Linked DNA regions of Homo sapiens: region 1 is linked to region 2. Evidence: chromatin loops called from intact Hi-C (ENCODE). Cell type or tissue: sigmoid colon. All regions are shown on one strand. Each heading gives the region's core, and the rest is flanking DNA. Links, peaks and the distances in the headings are about the cores only.

Evidence for each region. Peaks named below come from ENCODE experiments on the same cell type or tissue, not always from the same donor. Only the 100,000 strongest peaks of a DNase experiment are listed, where the experiment ranks them.
Region 1: a loop joins it to region 2, with 2.6 times the contacts of the local background. A loop is called at or near these places in 6 of 110 quality-filtered maps.

What each region holds. Positions count from the first base shown.
Region 1 is chr9:122,375,922-122,382,208 of GRCh38, reverse strand. It overlaps PTGS1 (prostaglandin-endoperoxide synthase 1), which reads right to left. Exons shown (of 11, transcript NM_000962.4): 3 at 4,194-4,310; 4 at 3,636-3,776; 5 at 3,291-3,434; 6 at 657-838; 7 at 462-545. Among named protein-coding and RNA genes, the nearest start is that of PTGS1, 8.0 kb to the right of the region's middle. RefSeq lists enhancers at 5,976-6,095, 5,540-6,287. In sigmoid colon, for the core only: a CTCF peak has its summit at 2,672 (motif pointing left); a DNase peak (open chromatin) is centred at 5,588; H3K4me3 peaks cover 441 bases.
Region 2 is chr9:122,825,354-122,831,640 of GRCh38, reverse strand. It overlaps PDCL (phosducin like), which reads left to right and starts at 3,053. Exons shown (of 4, transcript NM_005388.5): 1 at 3,053-3,170; 2 at 4,849-5,025. The coding sequence starts at 4,854. RefSeq lists an enhancer at 2,857-3,151. In sigmoid colon, for the core only: no CTCF peak of the experiment used is centred there; DNase peaks (open chromatin) are centred at 2,990 and 3,390; H3K4me3 peaks cover 2,459 bases; H3K27ac peaks cover 1,413 bases.

The DNA of each region.
Region 1 (6,287 bases), core at 621-5,620, 450 kb after region 2:
AATTTTAACTATGTATGTGGTTCACATTATATTTCTGTTGGACCGTTCTGATTTAAACAAAAGCCCTCATAGAATGAACATCCTAGAGTTTGCCTGTGGTTTTTTGAGGGCAGGGCCCATTAACTATAATGGTCACTACTCAATCACCTGTGCCAGGTATATTCTCGTGTCCAATTAATATTGTGGAATAATTAAATAAATAAATGCAGACTACAAATGTTCATCTCCTGTTGAGCTCCAAAATCCACCTCCCTGGCTGACATGGGAGGCCACGTCTGCTCCTCCCTGGCTTCTCATACCTGCTGCCTCCTCCCAGCGTATACTGTCGCTCCTGGCACAAGCTTCCCACTCCCGTGGTTGGCCCTCTCAGGACATGACCCAGACCCCCGCCCCAAGCAGTCTTTGCCAGGGAAGACCATGGGAGACCCCTCCCTCTGCCCTACCCCCTGGCCCAGCACTACCTGGTACTTGAGTTTCCCATCCTTAAAGAGCCGCAGTTGATACTGACGCTCCAGATTGTCTCCATAAATGTGGCCGAGGTCTACCTGTGGACAGAGAGGGGTTCCCTCAGGTCACCAGGGTGCCGGCCCACTGTCGATGACATACGCGTGCCAAATTAGGTCCAGAGCAGTCCTGAGCCCCTCCTAGGTACTCACCCCATGGCCCAAGGCCTTGGTGAAGCCAGGACCCATCTTGCCAGAAGTTTTGAAGAACTGGTGGGTGAAGTGTTGTGCAAAGAAGGCAAACATGAGGTTGGTGCCTTGGGGGTCAGGTATGAACTTCCTCCTGAGCAGGAAGCGGCGGGCCAGGAGCTGGGCATCTGGCAACTGCTTCTTCCCTGGTTGGGGGGTAGGAAACAGCAGTAGCTTCTCCTATCTGGATCTTGCTGCCCTGGGGACATCTGGGCTCACCAGGCAAACTGGCCCAAGCAGGAAGCCCAGAGTGGCCTCCTCAGGACCACCTCCCCACCACCACCAAGTAACCCACTCTCTACCAAAAGACCCTAGAAGTATTTATGGGTGAAGTGGCATGATTTTTAGAATTTTAAGTGGCATGATTTTTAGAATTTGATTTAAAATACTTTATAAAAATATGAGAGGGGAGAAATGAAATAAGATGAAGAAACTGTGGGTAAATGTTGAAACTGAAAGATGGGTACATAGTTCATTCTGCTTTTCTCTCAACTTTTGTGTATCTTTGCAATTTTTCCATAATGAAACATTTCACCAAAAAGAAATAAAGAAACAGAAAAAAACAAACATGAACTCCCTTGCCCTGAGTCAAGGTAGCCTGTGTTTGCAACTGACTATGCTATTTGCTAGCTGTGTGAATACAGATAAATCATCTCATCTCTCTGGGTGTCAATTTCTCCATCTTTAAAAAGGGGCAAATGATACCCATTTGATACAGTGAATCTGAGGACTGCGAGAGATAATGTAAGCATGGCAGAGAACCAGTGGGTAGAATTTTTTAAATCATAGGTCAGCAAGCTTTTTCTGGAAAAAGCCAGATAGTAAACATTTTAGGCTTTGCAGACCATACAGACATGTCACATCTATTCAGTTTTTGCTATTGTAGCGGGAAAGCAGTCACAGATGACACATAAACAAATGTGTGTGGCTGTGTTCCAATAAAACTTTATTTACAAAAATGGAGAGGTGGGCCGAATTTGGCCTGCAGGCTGTAGTTTGCCAACCTATTTATTTATTTATTTATTTATTTATTTATTTATTTATTTATTTTTGAGACAGGGTCTCACTCTATTGCCCAGGCCAGAGTGCAGTGCCGCAATTATGGCTCACTACAGCCTCGACCTCCTGGGCTCAATTGATCCACCCACCTTAGCCTCCTGAGTAGCTGGGACTACAGGCACACACAACTTCACCCAGCTAACTTTTGTATTCTTTTGTAGACAAGGTGTCTCACCATGTCATCCAGGTTGGACTTGAACTCCTGAGCTCAAGCAATCCACCCACCCCAACCTCCCAAAGTGCTGGGATTACAGACGTGTGCCACCACACCACCACCTATCAGGCATCATAGACTCTCCCCACCCACTACCCTTATCAGATGCCAAGAGTCCAAAAGGACTAGCAGGCTTGCTTGCTCCCCTTAAAATAGGTGTGTCAACCTATTTTAAATGATGCCAATCTTTCTATGTCTGGCATAAAGACAAGTCATCCTTAGAATAAGTATTGAGAGGCCTTCCTTAATTATGTCAGTGTCAAATGAGTTGTCACCCAATTGCCCTCACAGAAAGGAATAGAATTTTTTGAGTTCTGGTAAAGGCATCTCTTCACAATGCATCAAGATGTGAGCCCTGATGTTGAAGGTTCAAGATCAATGGAAATTACTTGGATTAAGATGGCTGACTGGGTTCCTCTGGCAGGAAAAAATATCAAGTACCCCTAAAGAAAATCCACCAAAAGGGAAGTTAGAGGGAGTGATCTGTCAACCGTAATTTGGAATCATCACTCACTGACACTGGGCAAGCATGATTTCAGCAAAGTTGGCAAGACTCAGCTATCCTGGTAGAATAGTCATGCTTTGGGAAAAGCAGCTAACCATATGATGGAAAACCGTCACAGTAGTGCTCTTGAGACCCAAGCAGGGACATGGTGCAAGGTTTTGAACCCAAAAAAGCACATAACCATGAGGCTGCACAGGACTGGCATTCAACAGTGCCACCATGTGGCAGGAACTGGAGTATAGCAGCAGTGGACTGATGAGCCTCTCTTGTCCTCTCTGTACTTGATGCTGAACTGATGGGTCTGAAATGAATAATATCCCAGGTTTTTGGATAATTACAGGTGGCATGGGAAGGTCTTACAAGGAAGACCCCTGCCAGTGTGGCTAAGTGAAGTCTTGAGTAACGAAAGAAAAAAATGTGGCTTATTTGTACCTTACACTGGTGAAGCATGTAAAACTATTTACATCTGTAAAGACCCAAACACAGAGACAGCACCCAATAAATAGCTCACTATTCTTTCCTACATCTCAACTTCTAAGTCACTTCCACCCCGGCAGGACCCAACTGATCATTAGAAAAGGATCAAGCAAAGAGGCACCCTGGAACTATGGAAACATTGGTCTGACTCTAGGTGACCTCAGGCAAGACCCTCTGCTGCCCTTGCCTGTTCTCAGCCCAGGCTCTGGACATGTCATATGTCTTGCCTTGGTCTAGCCATCTGCAGAATTGGGTCAATAATTGTTCTTCGCCTGATTTTTCCCAAAGAGAAGAACTGAGCACCTCCTGTAATCCCCAGGCCCAGCTCCTCACCCCATTTTACCTTTGGTTCCCATGGGTGTGGGGCAATCTTTAGGCACAGAGGGCAGAATACGAGTGTAATAGCTCACGTTGGAGAAAGACTCCCAGCTGATGTAGTCATGTGCTGAGTTGTAGGTGGGGGGACTGGGGATAAGGTTGGAGCGCACTGCAGAGAGCAAAAATAACGGTGACAAGGGTGTTTCCACCCCCAGCTCCATCCCAGTTCTTGCCTCCTCCTGGGTTGGGGCTTATTTTATCAGGCATCATAGACTCTCCCCACCCACTACCCTTATCAGATGCCAAGAATCCAAAAGGACTAGCAGGCTTGCTTGCTCCCCCAGGTCAGGGGGCCCTGCCCCACACCCACCTGTGAGTACCAGGCGCATGAGCATCTCTCGGATGAAGGTGGCATTGACAAACTCCCAGAACCAGCGCCCGTGAGTGAGCAGGAAGTGGGTGAAAGAGGGGCTGGGCCGCAGTGAATTCCGGAGCCAGGTCCACAGGCCAGCTGCAGGGGCAATGGCAGTCACTCAGTTGGTCCCTCCTACCAGAACCAGAAGTAGCCAGGGTGGAAGATGGGGCACTGAGGACAAGGGCCAGGGTGGAACAGAGTAGCACCTATGGGGAAGTGGGTAAGGATGGAACCTTGGGAGCAATGACACATGACAGAGACAGAACCGGGCGTGAGGACAGGGGCCAGGGCATGTGGTGAAGACTCACCATGGAACTCAGAAGCAGGGAGTGAGGGTGGACCAAGAGCGAGAGCTCATGCTGAAGCCAGGTCAGGGAGAGGGGCAGAACCAGGCAAGGAAGGAGAACAGGGCCATGGTCAGAGAGGAGGGTAGGAAGTTAGGGTCTAGGAGAAAGGGCCCGGGGAGCAGAAGGGCTCAAGACGGAAGGAGTGAGGGCTGAAGGCCCAGCTCACGGATGGTGCAGTTGGGGCCGGAATAGCCCGTGCGGGTGCAGTCACACTGGTAGCGGTCAAGGCCGAAGCGGACACAGATGCCCTGGTGCTGGCATGGATAGTAACAACAGGGATTCACTGTGGGTGAGAAATGGAGGTCAGAGACCATGCTAGGGTGGCCTCCTGACCCCCATCTAGCCCCTGATGGGGGAATGAGGGGCCAGAGGCATGGACTTAAGTCGCAGCTCCGTCCTGAATCACTGGGTGCCAGGGCTTCAGGGTTCCCCCAAGGGGACCCCTGTTCCCACCTCTGTGAACATAAACCACCCATCCTGACATTTCCAGGCCCTGCTCTGGAACTCCAGCCTAGCCCACATCAGGCCCCCAGGGGAAGCGCCCCCTCCCTCCCTATTGCCACCAAACGGCGGCAGGAGAAGATTCCCCGGCTGTGACACTGAAAGTTAAGAAAGAGCTGATAAAACTCCTCAGCCACGGGCTTCTAGAGCGTTCACTTCCTGCCTAGTCAGAGTTCAGTAGCAAGAGCAGGCCGGGGCGGGGGGTGGGGGGGCGGTCAGAAAAGGGACGAGGACGAGGACGGGGACTTCTCCCAGACCACCACCCCATGAACACTAGGAAAACGAGATCCCTCACCATTCCTCCATTTCTGCAGAAGGTAGAGAAGAGCAGGTATCATAATGTCCACATTGCAGATGGGGAAATTGAAGCCAGAAAAAGGGAAAGCCAGACCTATCACCCCACAAGTCTCACCAGACCAAATGCCCATCCCTTCACTTCCACTCCACCCCCACAGCCTCAGCAGCCAAGTCTAAGGAAAGAAGTTTTCCAGAACCCTGGGGACAGAGGGTGGGTGTGCAGGAGGAGGGGGACTCCAAGGTCTCAGCTGCCTCAGCCCCCATTCCTGATGGAATCAGACTTGGCCCACATCAGGGTGGGGTCTGGGCTCTAGGATCCAGAAGAAGGTCACAGACCAAGGGAATAGGAGAGATAGGGCTAGAAAATCTCCTGGGAGGGTGCATGGAGCTCTGGCATCCGCCCTGCTGCCTCCTGGAGAAACTCTATAAGGAAATCCCTCTTGGCATCTAACCCAGATCCCTCAGACCACCACCCCCTTGCTAAATCTGCCTCAGTGATTCTTTAGCAGCAAAGTTACAGACTCCTCAGGTTCAGTAGGATCCACCATCACCCCCACCACCCTGTTCAGTGAAGGAAACTGAGGTTCAGGGACAGGTGATAACTTGGCCAAGGAAACAGAACAGAGCTGGGCAGACCAAAAACTCCTAGCGCCTGGCAGGAGGCTCCATCTCTGACCTTACACAGAAAACGCCGGGCTCCTTTCTGCAAACATACTTCCTTATCTGGGCTCAGAGCCAACGTTACAGGGAATATGGATTCTTTGTGCAACTGGTTATTGCAGGTCAAAAGGGTAGTGAAAGGCCAGAGCAGCTGAGGGTGAAATGCTGTCATCTCAGGGTGCTAGGATCAGAGAGCATGACCCTGGGCAAGACCTGCCCCCTATCCCCTGCCCTGGTCTCAGTCTCCTCACTCCTCACTTCACAGCACAGGGCTTGACCTGGGCAGCAGAGTCCTCTTGGTCCCCACTTCGAAGACGGCAACACCACCTCAAATACACACACACACACACACACACACACACACACACACACACACACAAGCAAGGACCACAAGAATCATGCAAATAGTTTTGCTTAAGCCCTGGCAACTCCCCACAGCCCCACAATGGCCCCAGCAGGGGTGTAGGAGGGAGGGGTCAGGGGAAGAAGGCTGGACAAAAAGGCTTTATCAGGCAGCCACAGGCAAACCTGGCAGGCAGGATCCAGGGAAAGGGCCTGGCAGTACCCCAGCCCCCGCCTCCCCCAGCCACAGGCCCAGAAAGGCCAAGAAGCCTCTGGAGCAGCCCCCGTGCTGGCTCAGAGGTCTGGTTCCCCCAAGAAAGGACTTGTCACCCTGCTAGAACTCTTCTTCTTGCCCCTCCTGCTGGCCTGGCTCTCTCACCTGCCCAGGAGCCCCTGTAGCACCCACTGCCCAGCTCCCAACCCTGGCACACAAGGTCCGCTAGGACTCACGGTCTAGTTC
Region 2 (6,287 bases), core at 835-5,834:
TCAAAATTTTAAATATTTTTAAAAATAGCCTATAAATCTGGTTGGATCAAGGTTTCCCTTGCTTAAAGATAAATGCTTTAGCCGTCACAAGACAGCTCATGGGTTGTTTTCCCCACTAGGGAATACCTTTAATATACTCTACTGATAAACAGCCCAACAAAAACCTTACAGTAGCGGTAAAATACCTTTAAAACTATAAATTACATACAGTATGCTCATTAAACAGAAACTTCATTATCCACATCATTCCACATTTCTTTTTTTTTTTTTTGAGACGGAGTCTCACTCTGTTGCCAGGCTGGAGTACAGTGGCATAATCTCAGCTCACTGCAACCTCCACCTCCTGGGTTCAAGCGATTCTCCTGCCTTAGCCTCCCCAGTAGCTGAGACTACAGGCGTGCGCCACCATGCCCAGCTAATTTTTGTATTTTTAGTAGAGACGGGGTTTCACCATATTGGCCAGGATGGTCTTGATCTCTTGACCTCGTGATCTGCCCACCTCGGCCTCCCAAAGTGCTGGGATTACAGGTGTGAGCCACCATGCCTGGCCCATTCCACATTTCTAACAGGAAAAATGAGTGGTTCTGTTGGATATTATTAGATAGCTAACTCATGTACACATATTCCTGACAGATGCAAGCTACATTCCCAACAAAGACATCACTATATCTATACAACCAGGAGACTGAATATATTAAAAGGTCTGAATTTGAGACCAACGTGGGCAACATAGCAAGACCCCATTTCTACTTTTTTTAAAAAAGGTTGAATATGGCCGGGCGCGGTGGCTCACGCCTGTAATCCCAGCACTTTGGGAGGCCGAGGCGGGTGTATCACGAGGTCAGGAGATCGAGACCATCCTGGCTAACACGGTGAAACCCCGTCTCTACTAAAAAATACAAAAATTAGCCGGGCGTGGTGGCGGGAGCCTGTAACCTGGGAGGCGGAGATTGCAGTGAGCCGAGAATTGCGCCACTGCACTCCAGCCTTGGCAACAGAGTAAGACTCCGTCTTAAATAAATAAATAAATAAATAAACCAGTGTCGGGCAGTTCTTTATAGCAGTATGAACTGCCTGACACTGGGTTATTTATTTACAGCAGTATGAAAACGGACTTATTAATACAGTATTCTTGAATGGGTGTGTGTTTGTGTGTGGTATTTTTTGACTCCTCTGAGGGCCTCAGCAAACAGCCTCTCTGAAAACAGGCAGGTACAGAAATTTGCAGACAATTTCAGGTGGTCCTAGAACCACAAATTAAGATCCCCTACCCCAAATTAAGAGCCCTATTTTAAACAGTGTATCTTTCTAGAATATTTTCTATGATTCAATTTACCCAAAGCTTTCTATGAGCAACTTCACGGTTGTGTATTGGATACTTCAACAAGGGCTCAGAATTTGAAATCATTTTAGGTTTTAAAAAAGTTGCAAAAACAGACGACAAAGTATGCCTGAGGAAAAAGAAAAAAAAGTTGCAAAATATCATAGTATGGCTTTACCCTGGAAGAAGAAAACAAAGTTGCAAAAATAGGATAGTGCTTCCCTAGATTCTTCATCTAATAGAATCTCCAAAAGTTCACATCTTACATAGTATAATTATTAAAACTATTGATACAATACTACTAATATGAATTAATAGGCCTTATTCAAATTTCGTCAGTTGTCCCATTCATGTCCTTTTTATTTTTCTTTTTTGAGACGGAGTCTCAGTCTTGACCCCCAAGCTGGAGTGCAGTGGTGCGATCTCAGCTGTCTGCAACCTCCGCCTCCCGGGTTCAAGCGATTCTCCTGCCTCAGCCTCCGAGTAGCTGGGATTACAAGTGTGCACCACCATGCCCGGCTAATTTTTGTATTTTTAGTAAAGACGGGGTTTCGCCATGTTGGCCAGGCTGGTCTCGAACTCCTGACCTCAGGTGATCTGCCCGCCTCGGCCTCCCAAAGTGCTGGGATTACAGGAGTGAACCACCGCACCCGGCCCCATGTCCTTTTTCTATACCAGGAGCCAATTCCGGATTTCACATTACATTCCTGCTCTGTCACCCAGGCTGGCCTCCAAGTCCTGGGCTGAGCGATCCTCCCGCCTCAGCCTCCTGCGTAGCTGGGACTACAGGCGCGCGCCACCACTCCTGGCTGCCGCTTCTTTAAAATGGTGAAACCCCGTCTCTACTAAAAATAGAAAAAATTAGCCGGGTCTGCTGGCGGACGCCTGTAATCCCAGCTACTCTGGAGGCTGAGGCAGGAGAATCTCTTGAACCCGGGAGGCGGAGGTTGCAGTGAGCCGAGATCGCGTCACTGCACTCCAGCCTGGGCAAGAAGAGCGAAACTCCGTCAAAAAAATATATATATATATTTTAATCTATGCCCTGTACTTGAGGGATTTGTGCTCTCGGGCAAATTACCGAACGTCTCTGAGTCACTTTTCCGTCTAATAGACGTGATGCGATGAAGAACCAATAAAAAACACACTTTGAATGGCTTCGGAAACTTCGAAGGGAAGTGAATACATTTTTCTTTTCTTTCTTTCTTTTTTTTTGAGACAGTCTCGCTCTGTCGCCCAGGCTGGGGTGCAGTGGCGCGATCTCGGCCCACTTCAACTTCTGCCTCCTGGGTTTAAGCGATTCTCCTGCCTCAGCCTCCCGAGTAGCTTGGATTACAGGCGTCGGCCACCAGGCCCGGCTAATTTCTGTATTTTTAGTAGAGACGGGTTTTCAACGTGTTGGCCAGGCTGGTCTTGAACTCATGACCTTAAGTGATCCGCCCGCCTCGGCCTCCTAAAGTGCTGGCATTACAGGCGTGAGCCACCGCGCCCGGCCTGTGAATACATTTTTCTTATTGCTTGACGCTGGGTCATACAATTCACTTTTTTGTTGTGCAGATTAAAACCAAAACAAAGCAATTAGGAGAGCGTTGTTGTCGAGGTGTTTTGTTCCAAGGTAGGACCCGTAGCTTCTCCCCTGCCCCTCAGCTGGGAGTAGCGGCTTCTGATTGGACAATGCGCGTCCGCCACGACGCAGGAAGGCCGCCTCATTGGTCCGCGCTGTCGGGCTTCGGCGGCTTTTCTCTTTAGCGCTCAGGGCGCTGACCCACTGCTCTTCCTCTTAAGAAAGTGCTCCATTCCTTCCGGCGCCCGGAGCTGCTGGCCCAAAGGGATCCGGAGCGAGCTAGGGCAGGTAACTGCATTGGGGTCCACCGGGAAGCGGCAGCAGCTGCGGACTACGGGAGGGAGTGGGGTTGGCGAGCTTGGGTAAAACTGCCCCTTCTTCGCTCTGTCTCGACCCCCAAGTTCTCCGCGTCTTCCTCGTCCCCTTTCCTCCTCTGGCCCCACCTCCCCCGGGCCCTTCCAGCCTTCCCCCAAAAGCTCCACACACCCCTCTGCTTCCCGTCCGGGGGCCCCGCCTCCTCTGCTCGCGTCTCCAGGGGGCCCGCCCTCGTCTCCTCCCCGCAGCGGTCCCTCCTTTAGGAGCGCAACTCCTTCCCTCCCCTCCGCCGCTGCTGTGTCCCCCGCTTGGCCCATTCCTGGGCCTTAAGTTTGGTTTTGTTCCTTCTTGGCACCTCCACCTGTCTCTCCATGATCCCTGTCTCCTTTGCATCTGACTGCTGGAGTCCTCCGATTCTCCCGTTGACCCAGGCTGCGAGTTTAGCAAATTGTGCAGCGGCATTGTGCTGGGCTTTGGGGATAGAGGTAGTGACTAGAGGTCCCTACGTTCAAGAACTCCTTGCCCGGTGGGAGAGAGTCACTTTGTAAATGGAGTATGATAGGCCCGGTGATAAGTCTTTAAGGCAGCCGCATTCCTGCTGAATTCTCAAGCAGGCCTCTGGGGGCTAAGCTGCATCTTTTCATCAGAATGCCCTTGGCTACTTCTGATGCAGAAGCCTGGTCCTTTATATTTTTAGTTTTTATTTTTTTTTGAAACAGAGTCTCGCTCTGTCTCCCAGGCTGGAGTGCAGTGGCGTGATCTTGGCTCACTGCAACCTCCGCCTCCCGGATTCAAGAGATTCTCGTGCCTCAGCCTCCTGAGTAGCTGGGAAAACAGACACCCGCCACCACACCTGGCTAATTTTTGTTTGTTTGTTTGTTTGCTTTTACTAGTAGAGACAAGAGTTTCGCCATGTTAGCCAGGCTGGTCTCGAATACCTGGTCTCAAGTGATCCTCCCTCCTCGGCCTCCCTAAGTGCTGGGATTACCTGCGCGAGCCCGGCCATCATAGTCCTTTAAACCCTTGGGAGTTATTAAAATCTTTGTATGGGCCCTTCTTTTAAACTGTCAGAATAGGTAGCGTTTCAGAGACCATCCATCCAAGCCCTCAGGGTGTTGTCTGGGAAGTTGAAGGCTGGTGACAGAGAGTGATTGCCTAGACAAATAGTGACTCAGCATTGTACTCTTGATGCCTCTTTTTGGGGTTTTTCCTGAGGATACTTAAACAATTTTTCAATTAGGCAGCAGTCTTAGCTGGTGGGAAAACTAAAAGCACAGATAAAACCACTAGTCAGTAGATTCCTCCAAGCCAGTGCAGGTGGCTTGTACACTTAACTCAGACTAGAGTAATTTATACCTCAGGCTCTTGGAGTCAGGAATCCCTGGGGTCTGGTCCCAGCTCCGTCATTCGCTGTTAAGCTTGGTGAAGACTCTTCCTTTATCTGAGCTTCAGTTTTACCTTCTGTTAAAGAGTGTGATAAGCCCTAACACACAGGGTAACGGTAGGGATTTGTTAAGATTTTGGTTATGAAAATAATCACTTTAGTGTCCTGGAAATTGTAGGATCTCAGCACAGGCGAGCCCCCTATGCTTCAGATTCATGTCTGTCTGGCTCAAATCAGCAAAGAACCTGATATGCTTTCTTTTTCCAGACACCATGACCACCCTTGATGATAAGTTGCTGGGGGAGAAACTGCAGTACTACTATAGCAGCAGTGAGGATGAGGACAGTGACCACGAGGACAAGGACCGAGGCAGATGTGCCCCAGCCAGCAGTTCTGTGCCTGCAGAGGCTGAGCTGGCAGGCGAAGGCATCTCAGTTAACACAGGTACTGAGAAACCCTGGGCTCTGGGAACAGGCTTAAAAAATGTACATTAAATACATATTAATTAAATACATATTAATAAATTAATTCTCCTGATCACTTTTAACTCTGGTCCCACTTTCAGAGGTAACCTAGTCTTTTCATTATGTGTGCTTCTAGCCTTTTAGTGCACAATACAAATGTATGTGCATAGCAGCATGGTAATGAACACAGACTGGCCTGGATTTGAATCCTGCATCTCGTATTAACAGTTTGATATCTCATAAATCACAAGTATGAGTATATGGGTAGTGCAAATTCCTAAAAATGGCATATTTACACTTGTACATTTTAATATTGTCAAATTGCTGTCAGTTGAGTTGAGGTGGCAGTAGTTTATAGTTTAATCAGCAATCTGTGTTTCTCCGTACACTTGACCTCCTACTGTGTTATGAAACTCCTTGATCTTTGCTATTGTAGTAATTCATTGTAGGTTTATTTCCGCCCCCACCACCTTTTTTTTGTTTTGTTTTGTTTTTTTGTTTTTTAAGACAAGTTCTCACCTTGTTGCTCAGGCTGGAGTGCCTTGGTGCCATAATGGCTCACTGCAGCCTCAACTTCCTGAGCTCAAATGATCCTTCTGCCTCAGCTTCCATGAGGTTCCTCTCTTAAAAAGCTGGGACCACGTGTAGCTGGGACCACAGGCGCTTGCCACCGTGCCCAGCTAATTTATTTCTTTATTTTTTGTAGAGATGGGGTCTCACTTTGTTGCCCAGGCTGGCCTCACACTGCTGGCCTCAAGCGATCATCTGCCTCAGCGTCCCATAGGCATGAACCAATGCACTGGGCCCATATTTATTTTTAAGAGGGAACCTAAACTTCTTTTCATAATTTTAAGAGAGATTTTTATATCCTTTGCTCATTTAAAAAATTAGGTGTTTTTTTTCTTCTTGGGGAGCTATAAAGGAAATTAATCTGTGATATGAGTGGTAAATATTTCTTTCAGTTTGTTGTTGTCTTTTGACTTTATATTCTTTTGTTCTTTTCCTGGATGAAAAATTTTATTTTTATGTACTTAAAAGTATTTTATAGTTTCTTAATTTTGCATTTTACTTAAAAGGCGTTTCTTCACCCTACTTTATAAAGGGCCTCACTTTGCTGTATAAAAAGGTTCTCCTGGCTGAGCACAGTGGCTCACGCCTGTAATCCTAGCACTTTGGGAGGTTGAGGCGGGTGGACTGCCTGAGCTCAGGAGTTCGAGACCAGCCTGGGCAACACAGTGAAAT